Regions from separate parts of the Mus musculus genome. Here all the other regions are linked to region 2. The links are chromatin loops, found by intact Hi-C in ENCODE. Cell type or tissue: left cerebral cortex. All regions are shown on one strand.

What was found. A loop is a pair of places that touch in the nucleus more often than their neighbours do. Peaks named below come from ENCODE experiments on the same cell type or tissue, not always from the same donor. Only the 100,000 strongest peaks of a DNase experiment are listed, where the experiment ranks them.
Region 1: it touches region 2 in a loop (2.2-fold over the local background); 2 of 42 quality-filtered maps call a loop at or near these places.
Region 3: a loop joins it to region 2, with 10 times the contacts of the local background. A loop is called at or near these places in 2 of 42 quality-filtered maps.

Annotation. Positions count from the first base shown.
Region 1 is chr9:97,512,014-97,517,013 of GRCm38, reverse strand. All of the region lies in intron 8 of Clstn2 (calsyntenin 2), which reads left to right. Among named protein-coding and RNA genes, the nearest start is that of Gm25607, 75 kb to the right of the region's middle. In left cerebral cortex, no CTCF peak of the experiment used is centred here; a DNase peak (open chromatin) is centred at 2,172.
Region 2 is chr9:97,425,358-97,430,357 of GRCm38, reverse strand. No RefSeq gene overlaps it. Among named protein-coding and RNA genes, the nearest start is that of Gm25607, 12 kb to the left of the region's middle. In left cerebral cortex, no CTCF peak of the experiment used is centred here; DNase peaks (open chromatin) are centred at 944 and 2,045; H3K27ac peaks cover 848 bases.
Region 3 is chr9:97,523,075-97,528,074 of GRCm38, reverse strand. Clstn2 (calsyntenin 2) reads left to right here. Exons shown (of 18, transcript NM_022319.2): 8 at 1,650-1,771. Among named protein-coding and RNA genes, the nearest start is that of Gm25607, 86 kb to the right of the region's middle. In left cerebral cortex, no CTCF peak of the experiment used is centred here; DNase peaks (open chromatin) are centred at 2,319 and 3,052; H3K27ac peaks cover 779 bases.

The DNA.
Region 1 (5,000 bases), 87 kb before region 2:
TGCTTTACCTCAGGGGAAGTGTGTCCAACAATCAGTAGCATTGTCCCTATACATTGAGCAGCCTTGGAGCCAACGTTACTTTGACTCTTACTTCATGGTTTGCACTTTCTTTTAACTCTTGGGGTTTAGGCAGAGGGATGAAGACTTAGACATAGCTAGGCTTCCATAGTTCTAACCTGACCAATAGTAGAGCCTTAAACATGACCATAAAATGCCCATATTCCAATAGGAGAAAGGTACCATTGCTGTTTTAGAATGTGATTAGCTGTGATGGACTCTCAGGGATGCATGTTAATCAAATGATGCACTGTCTATGGGGATGGGGCCTTGAGAGTAGTGCAGTCTCGTGCTGAGGGTCTCAGGCACTTTTGTTGTTGTGTGTGTTTAAGAATTTCATACATTCATATAGTACATTTTGGTTAGATCTACCCCACCGTTTCCTCCTCTTCAAGTTCTCCCCTATTTTTTCCAATCCTCCCTCCAATTTCATCTATTTTTTTTCAACCAAATGAGTAGAATGAGTGTTCCCTGTACACAAATGGCTGTGGGACCATCTACTGGAGCGTGGGTAGGATCTCAGGGCTTGGATTCCCAAAGAAAACTAACATTCCTTCCCATGACAGCCACCATATTTCCATGATCCCTAGAAGCTCCTCTTCCATATGCAAAGCTCTAGGCTGTCTTGGTCTCCTAAAGGTCATGTGAATGCAGTCACAAACACTTTGAGTTCATGTGCACGGCAGCCTTGTCATGGCAAGAGAACACTGTTTTGCTTAGGAATGCCCAGTACCTCTGGCTCTCATGAATTTTTTTCCAGCCCTTCTTTCATGTCGCCCAAGTCTTAAGAAGAGAAGTTTCCCATTTAGAGCTGAACACTTGGTAGTCTCTAATGCTCAGCGTGTTGACACATTGTGGGTCTTTGCATTAATGGACATTTGCTATAAAAAATGAAGATTCTCTGACAAGGGCTAAGACATTCACTAATCTGTGGTTATAAAAATAAGAAACTGGGGGGCAGTTTAATACCTTGTTCATTTACCATAATAATAGTACTAGGTTTTACCCCAGGGCCTATAACCTATCCAACCAAAAGTTTTTGGCCCAATTAATGGTATCAGACATGAATTCCATGTTGTGGAACAAGCCATAAATGTAATCAGAAAGCTATTGGTCACTCCAATAACATTCATGACACTGTATGTGTATGCACAGTGTGTATGCACTTGCCAGGCCAGTCATTATTGTAACTTACAGAGACGGAGGCTGGGTAAGTCTGTTGGCTCCTTTTCTCTCCCAGTACTGTGCACAACACCTTCCAACACTGTGAACACTAAATAGGGATGAAGGCTTCCATCTTGGTACCAGCTTGACTTCTTCATGTCCAATAACTCAGTATGTGGTATCTTCACCAATAGGATCTTATATCAGGTATGCAAGAGCAATGGCAACAGACTGTAGTTGGGGCAGGGTTGTCTGTGGACCCCCCAGTGACCAATCCACACGAAGAGAGGCAACACATACATGGCACTGAGTTTTTCATTAATTAACCTATGGTACTGGTGAAAGATATTGTCTCTCCACTATAGGGTATTCAATCTAACACCTTTTCTATATCTTTGGAAGCTTCTATAGTAGTAGGATTCCATGTGATAATCTTGTTTTGTGGTCTTGAGTGTTATCATTTCCCAGACTCCCCCCCCACCCTGCCCCTCCCCATTTAACCCTTCCTATTCCATTATCCCCCTTTGTTATCCTTAGCAACATCATCCTATCCCTTCCCCTTGAAACCTCCCCTACATGGGCCCTTGCTCATTTCCTGACTTCAAACCTAAGGATTCAAAGCCGGTATCTGTACATGAGAGATGATGTGAAGAATTTCTTTCTGAATCAGGGTTACTCATCATCAACAGCAGACTGGTGAGTTCTAGCTCCAATCACTTACTTGCAATTTTCATATTTCATTTTTTCTTTGCAGTTGAATAATATATAGGAACCACATTTTCATCTATTTATCAGTTGACAGTAATCTAGGCTCTTTCCATTTTTTAAGCTGTTGTGAGTAGCACAACTATGAATGTGGATAAAAAATTACCTCCATAGTAAGATACAGTCTTCTGAGGATACGCCCAGGAGTGGAACAGTGGGAGCACATGCCAGATCATATGGCAGATCTATCTCTAGCTTTTTGAGGAACCCCCACACTGGTTTCCATGGTGGATGTACCAATTTTTACTCCTACTAACAGTGAACAAATGTTCCCCTCTCCCTACATCCAAAGCAGTATCTGTTGTCATATATTTTAAATCTTAACCATTCTTACTAGAATAAGATGAAATCTCAAAGTAGCTTAATTTTCATTTCCCGATGGGTAAGGATGTTTAACATTTAAAAAAAATATTTCTTAGACGTTTCTCTTTCTTCTTTTGACAACTCTCTGTTTAGTTATAATTTTTAAATGGAGTGGGGTTTTTAGTATTTAATTTATTGAGTTCTTTGTATAATTTAAACACTAACCCTCTGTCAGATACATAGCTAGCAAAAAAAAATCCATTTTGTAGGCTACCTCTTCACTCAAATGACGGTCCTATTTGTCAATTGCTAATCTTAATGCCTATGTTACCAGGGTCCTATTCAGAAAACCCTTTGCTGCATCTATAAGTTGAAGCATTTCCCCTACGTCTCCTCTATTAGATTCAGAGTATCATATCTTATGTTGAGGTTATTGATCCATTCAAAGTTGAGTTTTGTGCAGACTGAGAGAGAAGGATCTACAAGCTATCTACTCTTACCAGCACCCTTCATGGAAACTGCTGTCTTTGTCCCAATATATATGTTTGGACTTCGTCAAACATCAGGTGCTAAAGGAGTATGGGCTTATGTAAGGATCCTCAGTTCTATTACCTTTATCAGTGCATCTATTTTAATACCAGTACTATAAGGTCTTGTTACTTTAGCTCTGTAGTGTTACTTCAAATCAGGGGCCATTACACTTCCATTAGTGCTTTTCATTGTTCAGGACTGCTTTGACTATCCCTGTGTGTGGTGTGTGTGTGTGTGTGTGTGTGTGTGTGTGTGATTGCATTGGCTCTATAGATTGCCTTTGACCGTTTTCACAATATTAATCCTACTGGTAGATCCATGGTCATGGAAGGCCTTCCCATCTCCTAGTAACTTGTATATATTTCTTATGTTTTCACTATAATCTTCCATTTCCTTGGTAAAATTTATTGCATGATTTTTTTAGACTATTGTGAATTGGGATAGTTTCCTTGATTTCTTTCTTGGTACGTTTGTCATTGGTTTTTAGAAAGGCTTCTGATCTTTGTGTGTTCATTTTATAGTCTGATGCCTTGCTGAATATGTTTACTAGTTGTAGGAGTTCTCTGGTAGAGTCTTTTATTTGTAGAATCATATAATCTTTTTTTTAAAAAAAAAAAAGGATATTTTGACTTCTTACCGCATATCTTGAACCATAATCAAGAAGCAAAGAAATTGCTGTGGGAATAGAATTGGGCTTTTGAAACTTCAAAGCCCACCTCCAGTGATATACTTCATCCAATAAGCCCACACATATTAAAACTACCCAAGCAGCCCCACCAACCAGGGATCAAGGATTCAAACATCTGCACCATTGGAAACATTCTTATTCAAGCCACCACAATGACCTTACATCTGGGGATTAGTAATGAGACAGTCATTCATGCCCTAAAACAAGAGGAGACCATAGAGCCAACTTCCCAAAGAAGACCTCTCCTTTGAGGAAGTCTTGAAAAGCAATAACCCTGGAGGCCCAGCGGTGAGATTAATTTGTTCTACCTTCCCTGCTTCCTCCTAATCTCCTCCGAGTCATCTGTTTCCATCCTTAATGTCTAAACATGCAAATATTGCTGCACTTACTGCTCATTAGTTTAGCTAAAGGAAGTGCCCTTTAATTATGCCTCTAAATAATGAACCTCCTCCATCACCTTGACAATCAGTGCATATTTAGAAAGAAGCAAAGCCTCATTATAAAGCAGCAACTGCATCCCCTGGCTTCTTAGAAGATGGTAGCTTTCTTGAGGCCACAGAAATGGGAATCACAAGACCACCAATTCTTAGCTCTTCATGACCTTAGAGGCAAGAATGGCAAATAACTGCTTAGTAAGACATTACATTTAAGAAATAGAAGGAGAATTAGCATTTGCCAAAGCACTCTTGTATTCCACTTCTTGATCTCTAAGTATGAGGTCTAAGCTCACAGTTAGTTTTACAGTCCAGTCTTGACTATTTGTTCTGCACTAAGTCTGTGGAAATGAAAGTAATTTGACTAATGTGTTAGACCAAGCCCACCATTCTGCAAAGCTCCACGTTGCTTACCATTACGCTTTTATTTTGTTGAGATTTATGTAGCTTGGCAGAACTCAACCTTGACCATATTTCTCCATTTGTTGATCTAAGGAGAAAACCACAGAAATTGTTTGTTGACATTCCATTGGCGATAGCAAAGGCAGACTGGACAGCTCTATTGTGAACCTGTCTGCCTTGCCTGGATGAATGAAGCTCATGTTGTGGAAACAAGACATCCCTGCTATCTGGCATGCCACATTCTTGGTTCATCTGTCAGTCCTAGATTCATGAGCCACATCCCTGGTGGACCTCTAAATCCCACAACAATAGAGAACTGACTTTACATCCATTATGAGGAGAGATTACAAAGATTCATTCCAACTTTTTCTTGCAACTTTTGTTGCATTGACTTTTCCACTGGTTTAGTTCCTTCACTACCCTGGGATAGATGACCCTCTAATCTTTAACTCTGCTTCTAGTCTAAAAATATGCTCGGAAAATATATATTAATCTCCAAATTATCTGCATGGCAGAACCTGATCCACGCTGTGGTTCCTGAAGAGACATGCAAGTCCACTTTAACCACGTACATATCATCCAAGGGACACTGAAAAGAGCCTCCAGTGAGTCCCAAACACATCCAGCTTTTTTATATATTTATTCTCTGAATGGTA
Region 2 (5,000 bases):
CACTCTTTTTCCTGGAAAGGGAAGCCAAGGCAAGTCTTTGGATGACAAAGATTCAAGAAGGTAGATGTCAGGCAGCACCCCCTAAGTAAACCCCTACCTTGGCAGCAACCAACAGGAAATGTGAACAATGATGAGGAACTTTTCTTGTGTTGAGTTATGCAATTGTAGTCTGGCTAATTAATCAAGATAATGATTGTTTTTATATAAATAGTTCAACATAAACTAACTAAAGTAAAAGTTGACATTGTAAACACACGTGTGTACTCTAAAGCTAGTTCTCAGTTATAGGTCATAGAGACACAGTCATCAGAAAACACCAGTAAAATCTGGAGTTTTTATTTAAATGTGTTCTATTTTTGCTGCATAGAATGCCTGAATGCATCCAGTACTCAGCTCTGTGCTTTTGCATTTCTTTAGGTCACTCAGAGGGGGGAAATGAAAGGAAATAGAAGTAGTTCTTCCTTCTAAATTATCAGTACAATAACCACATGCCAACATAAAAAATTGTCTTCAACTATAAAACTTAAAGCATGTTTGGACCATTTGGGCCATGTCAACTGGGAAGCATTCCTTGAAAACCCTCTGATCATATCCTGCTATAAAAGAATGCTCATATTCAGGTGAGAGAGAGAGAGAGAGAGAGAGAGAGAGAGAGAGAGAGAGAGAGTGAGAGAGAGAGAGAGAGAGAGAGGAGAGAGAGAGAGAGAGAGTGAGAGAGAGAGAGAGAAGGGGGAGAGAGAGAGAGAGAGAGAGAGGAAGGAAGGAAGGAAGGAAGGAAGGAGAGAGTAAGAGAGAGAGAGAGAACTGAAGAGAAATCTTTTTCCAGCACTCTGTCCAAGTGCCTCTTCCTCATCCCTCCAGCATACCCCTCCTCTTCTGTGCCTTCGGAGTGGTGTATGACAGCATTTTGCACACCACACTCTTCCCTTTGGAGAGTTCATACTCCTCGCTGGCAGAGTCCTCATTTTGGGAGCAGCTGGTGTCTGGGGGTGGACATTTTCTCTTAGATCACCTGTAAGAACCTCAAAATCTCAAGCAGCTAATGACTTTCCTCCAAATCTATCTCTCTCTCTCTCTCTCTCTCTCTCTCTCTCTCTCTCTCTCTCTCTCTCTCTCTCTCTTGTGTTTGTCTGTGTGTGTGTCTTTCTCTCTCTCATTCTCTCTCTCCATATATATCCGTATATAGAGATATATAGATATATGGATATATATCCCTCCTCCCTCCACTTAACTCTCTCCCCCAAAAACTTATATCTATGCCTTCTCTTCCCATACACAGCTACTCTTAGCTGACACTGGTGTAGAAGCTGCTGCCAGCTGTCTAGAGACCTCTATCTCTACCAGATATAGCCTGACTTACATTGCAGAAAAGAATTTCTGGATGAATGGGTATCAATCAAAGTTAGTGTTTATGAAGGCAGGTTACAGAGCTGGAGTTAGAGAAAGACTTGCCCTGAGCTACCTTAACAAAGGCCACACATGTGGCTTTGTGTCTTTACATTGGTCTCGGGATGAAATTATTAACTAAGTTTAAGGATTAAGGCCTACAGTTTAAAGAGAATAATGAGCTGGTTTGTGTATTTCTCTTAGATAAAGAATTTCCCCCACAAACTTGGAAGGTGCATAGTGTGCACAGGGCTGAAACACTGACGATGTTAAACATCACAGGACACGGGGGGCATAAGTCACAGGGTTCCCATCTAATAAGAGTGACCATTGTCATCCTTCTGTCATTGTCCCTCTATCTGTCCTCCCTCACCCCTGTATGGGCAAGCACAAAGTGTATTCTCCATGAAGCTAAGGATGCTGGGACTTCCTCCATTCCCCAGACTTTTCCAAGGCCCTGTTGAGGACTTCAACCATGTCCTTACTCAGCATCCTTCGAGAACTCAGCGTCCCCATTGTTTAATCATGACTGCTCCATACAGCCATCTTTTCCCATGTGAGTTCTCTTTGTATCATTTCCCTCTATGCACATAGCACTGGAGAAGTTCTGCAGCAGCTTTCGTGTGGGCTCAGTGGTGGGCGTGAACGGTATTGCTGTGGAAGACACTCACCATGTTCCCGTCTGACTCCTAGATGCTTGCAGAAAGTGAAAGGCCTGAGAAGGCTCGGCAGAAAGAGTGTCCTGCAGTACCTGGAGGCAGGGGAGACCAGACTGAGAACACAGAGCAGAAGTTAGTCTGTGCCATATTCCTAGAATTGCTGGGAATGAAAGCAAAATGAAAAGCTTGCAGAGCCCAGCCACACCTACATAGAAATGACTCTCTTCTTGTGGGTTGTTTTAATTATGTTGGTTATGCAGTGATAGAGCTGGCAAGCATTTTTTAATTGTACAAGAATGTGACAAAATAAATTACATCATAATTTTTCTGCTACAGGGTACAAACCTGCCACCAACACTGCAGACAGAGATCAAATGAAGAGAAGCATGCTTCACTATCCTTATGAGTCAACATGTCTGGTATAATTCCCCTCCCAAAATATATTAGCTCCTTTTACATCCCTGTGACCAAAATATCTGAGGAAGCCTTACTCAGTTGTAAAAACCTGTGAACCACAATAATGACCAGCCTGGGAAGATGTCCCCAATGGTACAATAGTAGCTCTTATATCCTGTCTGACTGGAAGATAGATTATGTTTGGTACTATAAACCTACCCAGATGCCTGTGTCTGGAAAGGTCATAGATTCTAGAGGAGAGACTACTACTGATATTTCTCCAAATCAATATAGTTTCCAACTGTATTCCAAATACTTATATCTACAGAGAAATTTAAATCTCCCACCCCATCAAAGAAGATTATTTTTGGAGCAAATGGAGACTATTTCAGAGATCCACAAACTGGTTAAAATGCAAAGAAAAAATAACCATACCTACCCCAACTGATATATCTAAAACACGACTCCCACATCTAAAACTTAGGAACAGTGTAGAAGAGGAAACAGAAAGATCGAAAGAGCCAGAGGACCAGAATGTCATCTTGAGACAGTGTCTTCTAGATGTGACAAAACAATAAACCATGAAACCCCAATCATATGGTTGTCTATATAAAACTTGCATAATGACTGCACCATTTGTTATCCCAAGATTGATGGGGAAATTTTCACAAGCCCCGCCCCTAAGTGAAGAGCTGCAAGCAAAGGCTACTGGGAGTGGGACAGTCCATTTTCTCTGGAGACAAGTTGTCTAATGTGTTATCCAATCCCAGTGATTAGCAACAAACACATGTGCACACAAACAATACTAAATGAATCAATCTCTCTCTCTCTCCACTCCCCCAGTGTGTGTGTGTGTGTGTGTGTGTGTGTGTGTGTGTGTGTGTGTGTATGTGTGTGTGTAAAACAATAATTACAGAAGAGATCATGAAATCAAGAGATTCTTGGGAGAATAGGGGTCCTGGAAGGGAGGGGGAGTGTAAATGATACCAATGCAGTACTCATACATGAAACTGAGTCAGACTTGGTGGGTAAGAAAAGAGGAGGTGAATCTGGAAAGAGTTGGGGAACCAGTTGGGGGATGAGCATCAACAAACCACAACACATTGTGCGAATTCTTGAAGAACTAATCAAGTCCTTAAAATAAAGAAATAATAAAAGAAACCAGACAGGTTCTGGAGAGAAGCCTCCGCAGCTAAGTACATTTGCAGCTTTAGACAGAGAATCAAGTTCCAGAGGCTGTGCCCCCTCACACTGAGAGATCTGCCTCAGAGATCTGCCAACCTCCAAAAGCTGTGCCCCCTCACACTGAGAGATCTGCCTCAGAGATCTGCCAACTCAGCCCACCAGACGTGAAAATCAACCTGAAATCTGCAATAAGGTGTCTTGGGAACTTGGGTTTCCCTTTTTCACTGTTGCTGCTTATGTTGTTTTAGTTTTAGAGCTTGGGTTTGTTGTTGTCGTTTATTGTTTGTTTGTTTGTTTGTTTGTTTCTTTTGTTAAGAAGCTTTAGGTTCACAACAATGTTTACAATTTATGAGCCTATGTTGACCCCATGTCATCATTTAGCATCTCTGGTTTACCTTAGGGTTCATATTTTCACTAAGTCTTAATTGCTTATATTAACACAGTTCAGTGAACTACATCCATACACTGGCATACACTGATCAAATCTAAACTCCCTTTATCTATAACACCTAAACACCTTTCCCAATCTACTCTATTCATTCATTCATTCATTCATTCATTCATTCATTACTACTTTATTTCAGATTAATTTAGTTTCTATGAGTAGGGCACGCAGTGAGTCTTGTCTTTACGTGCTTGGCCTATTTCACTTAGCACCATGGTTTCCAGTTTTGCATGGTTTCCAGCAATCTACTTTGCTGCAAATAGCAGGGTTTCACTTTTCTTTGTGGCTGAATAATATCCCTTTGTATACATGTACTATACTTACTTTATCCAGTCATCTAATGGCTCTAGGTTGATTATGTTGGTTCCATGACTGTTAGTGTTTTACATCCTATGGATTTGAACAAATGTGTAGTTATGTGCATTCATCATTATAGAATCATGTGAGGAATTTTCACCACACTAAAAATTCTCTATTCTCTCAGTTTATCTTTCTCCTCTTGATAAACCCTTGGCAAGAGCAGATCATTTGTATATTTGCCATGGTTTTACCTTTTCTATAAAGTCTCACAACTGGAACAAAATCGATCAAGACCTTGCTGATGGACAACTTCTCTTCCCCATGTGCACTTAAGTTTCTTCTGTGGTTTGTCATGATTTTCTATCTTATTTCCCTTCAACAGTAGATAACAAGACACAGTCTTGGTGTGCCACAGTTTACCCACTAGCTTTCTGGGAAAAAGCATGTTGGTTGCTTTTTACCCTGATTAATTATGAATAAAACTGTCCCTGGCATCTATGTGTAAGTTTTGTGGGGACCGTTATTAACTCCTTTGAGCAAATACCAACAGAGACAAGGATTGAGTCGTTGATAAGAAGCTACTAATACTTTCAGTGTAACCAGCCCAGCAGAGAGAATGCCTCAAGGAT
Region 3 (5,000 bases), 98 kb before region 2:
CAGTCCAGAGGCTAAGAGTGGCCATCCACACACTGGGCACATGGAGTGACTGCCCATCCTCTCCCTTGCCATTTTTGCATTGGGTTCTGGAGAATGCTGGTGCTTGGGTGGAACCAGCCTCTGACATGGCTGTCTGTGATGCTGTAGTCCCCAGGCACAGCAATGGCCTTTATAATAACCGACAGCCACTGAGCATCTGTTCCAGCCAGCTGCTTTGCACACATTTCCTCATTGTGGCAATTAAGATTCTATCCATTACAGAGATGGAAAGTCCAGATCAAATGGTATCAGATAACTAAAAAAGAAATCAAATGAATGCAGAGAATATAGACTTCCTTGTACCAGAAAACTCCTAGATCTATGATGGCTTTGTGGTCATCTTACAGGTAAAGTGTGATCAAGATCCACGTCCCTGTTCTCTGCATTTTCTCAGATCTGTGTCTATGCATGTATCAGTTTAAGATGAGCAGATAAGGGTGCAGCTGCTGCAGACCTCTGGTTATACACTGCACTGCCCCAAAGGAAAGAAGGCATCCCACAGGTTCATGTTCTGCTGGCACCTATCCCAGGACTGCTTAGGAAACTACTAACCATTGGCCTAGACCAAGTCTTCCCTGCCAGTTCTCAGCAGAGACCATGTTCTCTGACCTTGGGCAGGCATCTTGAACCAATTCCTGTGTTGGAAGAGTTGGCAGGAGTCTATTTAGTCAGAGCCAGCCAAGGCTCATCTTTAGAGATGAGGCCAATGTTGACCTCATAGCAAGGTTAATATGAAGGTATAGGAATCAGGCACAGTATTCCAGCCCTAGGTTACCTTAAGCTAGCCCACTCCCTGCCCTAATGCAGGTCTCAATGGATGGCTATGCTTATCCCCGTGCATGGCCATGAACTCATTTACCCACCTATAACACACATGCCTCCTAGTAAATTTCTCTGGAGTTCTACAGCCAAGTCCAGCATGACTTCTCTATGTGCTGGTACAGAACAGCTCCTTTCTTGCCAGTTGGTATTGTCCTGTGGCTCTAAGTGTCATGGCTAAAACCATGTCATACGATTTCCTAAGCAAGTAAGAAAGCCTTTCTATCAGAGGAAGAAAAGGTTCCGTTGATTGATGGCCGTGCCTGGGGAGGGGGTTATTATTCATCGCTTTGAAGAGCCACACAGTTATGTCTAATGTTGGAAAATCAATTTGTCTCCTCCTAGCAGCTAAAAGCAAGGCTTCCCCTCTTAGCATAGATTAAGGAGACAAAAGAGATGTGTTTTGTGGTCACTGTGTCAAGACTGACAAAATAAAACAAATCCCAGAACTCCAGGAGAAAGCAGCCATGCTGTAGAGCCCAGAGATGCTGATGTGATTGGCAGAGAGCCCCGTAAGTACACACAACGAAGCTTTCACTGGGCTCTGATGGAGTATGACTTGGCCCAGGGTTTAAAGGCAAGGTCTCAGAAGTTTTGCTATGGGGCCTACCAGAGGTTGTTCTACTGCAGTGTCTTCCCCCAAATATGTTCTAGAAAATTCATCAGAACCACTTATAGATGGGAAAATAAGAGAGACTATTTCTTTGTTTTTCTGAACTGTACCTAGCAACTCTTTGGTGGAACCAGACAGAAAGATTCTCTTGTGCTTCAATCCCATTTCTGCCTTTCAGAAATGAACCGGCATCACTATGCCCTGTATGTGCACAACTGCCGCCTCGTCTTCCTCCTGCGGAAGGACTTTGACCAGGCAGACACCTTTCGCCCTGCAGAGTTTCACTGGAAGCTGGACCAGGTAAGGCTCTCAGGGGCATGCCTTCTCCTTTGCAGAGACCACCAGTTTGCTCTCAGGGGAGTGGCAGTGGGTTGGCTCTCCAGGACTGCTCAGTTTCTTGGTTTTAGAAAATTCAGTTCAAGAAGGCAGATAGGTCAGGGTAAAAACTGAAAGCCAGTAGTGGGGGAAAGTGTGCTAGCTGAGATGCCACAGGATCAGAGGACCTGTGGACCATTGTACCTGCATATGCTATGCTCACTCCTTGTTGAGCCCACGGGAAGATGTTTATCCTGCCCCCCCCCTCTCCCGACCTGCTGAAGATCTTTGTTGATAGATATATCTTTGGTCTTTGTGTCAGTGAGCATCATGTCTGCCCTTTGATGCTTTCCTCCTTTGGGTGCCAGTATGACTTGCTTTTGGTGACAGGCAATTGAGAACAGGGACAAGAGGACTTTGAAAAAAAAAAAAAAGCCATGACAGAGCATTGTTAACAGTGTCTGCATTTCTGAAGTGGAAAACCTGACTCATCGGAGCTTTATGGCTTGATCACAGGGGCTGGTACATCACACTTCTCCATGACAAAGCTGTGTCTGGGTTGAGTCCAGAGCTTTGTAGTGTGTGTTCCTGAGGGTGGTACCAGAAACCACTCATTTGTGGGGAAGGACACTGCACGGCGAGGAAGCAAGACTGATATGGCCTTCACTTAGAGATGAAACTGGGCAGAGTTTCCTTTTTTAAAAAAAAATAGTATTAATTCAGCAAAAGAGAGAATGCCAATAGGCAGGAATAAGACGTCACCTAACAATGCTCGTTTTATAGTCCCCAATGAGTTAGGTCTCAACCTCTTATTTTGTTCTTCTGTGACCTACAGACCTATTTTCTCTCTTGTGTGCCCACTGTATGTAATGCTACCTTGTCCTTTCTGATGCTGAGTGTTTCATAATCCTGCGTTTTCTGTCTCCTATTACTCTGCCTCTTCCCCATCCTCTCCTGAACACCCCTACCCTTCAGCTCCCAGTAGGACTGACCTCAGCAAGAACTTACTCATATGGAAACGTTAGTGATGGCTGCCCCTTCCATCCTCACAAACGCTCACATGTATGTTCGGTGTAACCCAGGTATCTCAACCCAAGGACTCTCCTCTTATGGAATCTGTGCAGTGTGTGAAAAGCAAAGATGTTGTGCTCAGGAGACAGAGTGGGGAGCCAGTGCCAACTGTCTGGCCTGATCCTAGGAAATGCAAACCCTGCTGGATCCTGGGTGGCTGAAAAGACAGCATATGTGTTCATCTGCATTTCTTTGTGTTAGGAATTCTGGGGCATGTAGGAGTGGTAAAACGTTGACATTGTTTATATGATTTCTCAGCAACCTCCCAGCTATGTCCTGAAGTGCCAGATGGCTTTTATGGGATATTTTAAAATATATAATACAAATTGAAGTGAATTAAAATAAATTCCATATTGTGAGGGGTTCTTTAATAAGAACTTCGCCATACTGGTGGAGATAATTATAGATACCCAGAGGCATTTTCTGAGATGGGATTGAGAAGGAAGGATACAAGCAAATGAAGTTGCAGGGTTTGAAATTAAAAATAGACAAGGAAGGAATCCTGGTCGTATAGATAAATATATAGTGCATGTAGCAATTCTGAGAGCCATGCATTTAAAGAGGAACTGAGTCACTGAGCAATGCCCTGGTCCCAGGGATGTTCCTTTGGTTATTTTTGTTTTGTTTTGTTTTGTTGAGCCTGCTCTGTAGCAGGCAGGCTGCATATATGAGACCATTCCCAGCCCTGCCACAGGCTTTCCATGGGGCCTTCCCGGCAGGAGACTCCAGCCCCAGTGACTTGCCTATGGCCCACAGCAAGCCATGGCCAGCACCTATCCTTTCTCTCATGCTACTCCTTTGGTGAGCATGCTGACTTAAAATGTAAAATCTATTCATTCATAGACAGAAATTACATCTATTATACAAAATATTTGTAGCTTTTATAGAACCCTACAAGCTAACAGCTCTTTAATTGTAGTAAGCTCTGTATTCGTCTGTGTCTAACCTTGTGCAGGCTACCTTAACAAAATACCCTGGGCTGCATGGCTTAAGGGAAAGATGTTTACTTTCACATAGCCAATAAGGTTGGGAAATGCAAGGTCAAAGCGCTTGTTAATACATGATCTAATGAGATCTGTTTTCCTGGATACAGAGGGCTTCCTTTACCTGCTTTGTCCTCAATTCCAGAAATAGAAAGATGGTACCCTCATGTCTGCTCCTCCTTCCCTGCTAGATGAAGTCCCAAGTCTCACTCCCTCATTTTATTTCTGTTGCCTGCCCTGGGTCATAACTTCAAATATACCTGGGATTTAGTATTTCATACTGTGAGCTTGGGGAGGACAGAAGTCAGTCTGCAGCATTTCTATACTAACCTTGTGAAAGTCTGTACTAAGTCTTGTGAAAGTCAGAGGACTTCTTGCTATCAGACATCCTAGCTCATAGGGATAGTTGGCAGGGGAAGGAAGGAGGCTGTAGTGAGGAGGGCACAGGAACTCTCCACAGTGCTCACACTGCCAACCCAGTAGTGTGTATAGGCCAGCCCACGGAACCACCTTCTTTTTGTCCTCAGCTCCCTGTTATAGGAGAACCTTACCTGAAGTTTCTCTCATGTAAACTAAATGATGCTCAAAACATACAGACCTGATGAAGCTTCTCGACCAGGAACTACCCTGGCACATCTCCTGCCCCTTGTTTGTCAGACTCGTCATGACTCTTTCTGCACTGCCATCACATGGTTATCCCTCCCATCTGCTTCCTTAGTGCCAAGCTCCTGGAAGAAGGGTGGTGTCTTCCTCAGGCCCAGCTATACAGAGTATGGCATAGCTCCAAGTACATAAGATAGTCCAGATAAAATGTCTGCATAACAGTGAAGGGATGTGGAGGGAGAGACAGTAAGGCCAGAAGAAGGGGAAGAAAGAGAGAGATGGAGAGAAGAAAAATCAAGATATCTAAAAACAAACAAACAAAACAAAACAAAACAAAACAAAACTTCTGGTGATGAATTGAAAATTTTGTTCACTTCACTGGTCATTAAAAATTGTTTAATTTTGCCATTGTTTTCTTTACTCTCTGATTCTTAAATCAGTGTTTATCTCTTATCTTTTTAGCTTATTTCAAATATCCAGTTGGATTAGCCACTAGTGAGTCTATAGATGGCCTTTGCCAAAACGTATTCAAACTGGTCTAATATGGTGTGTGTAAC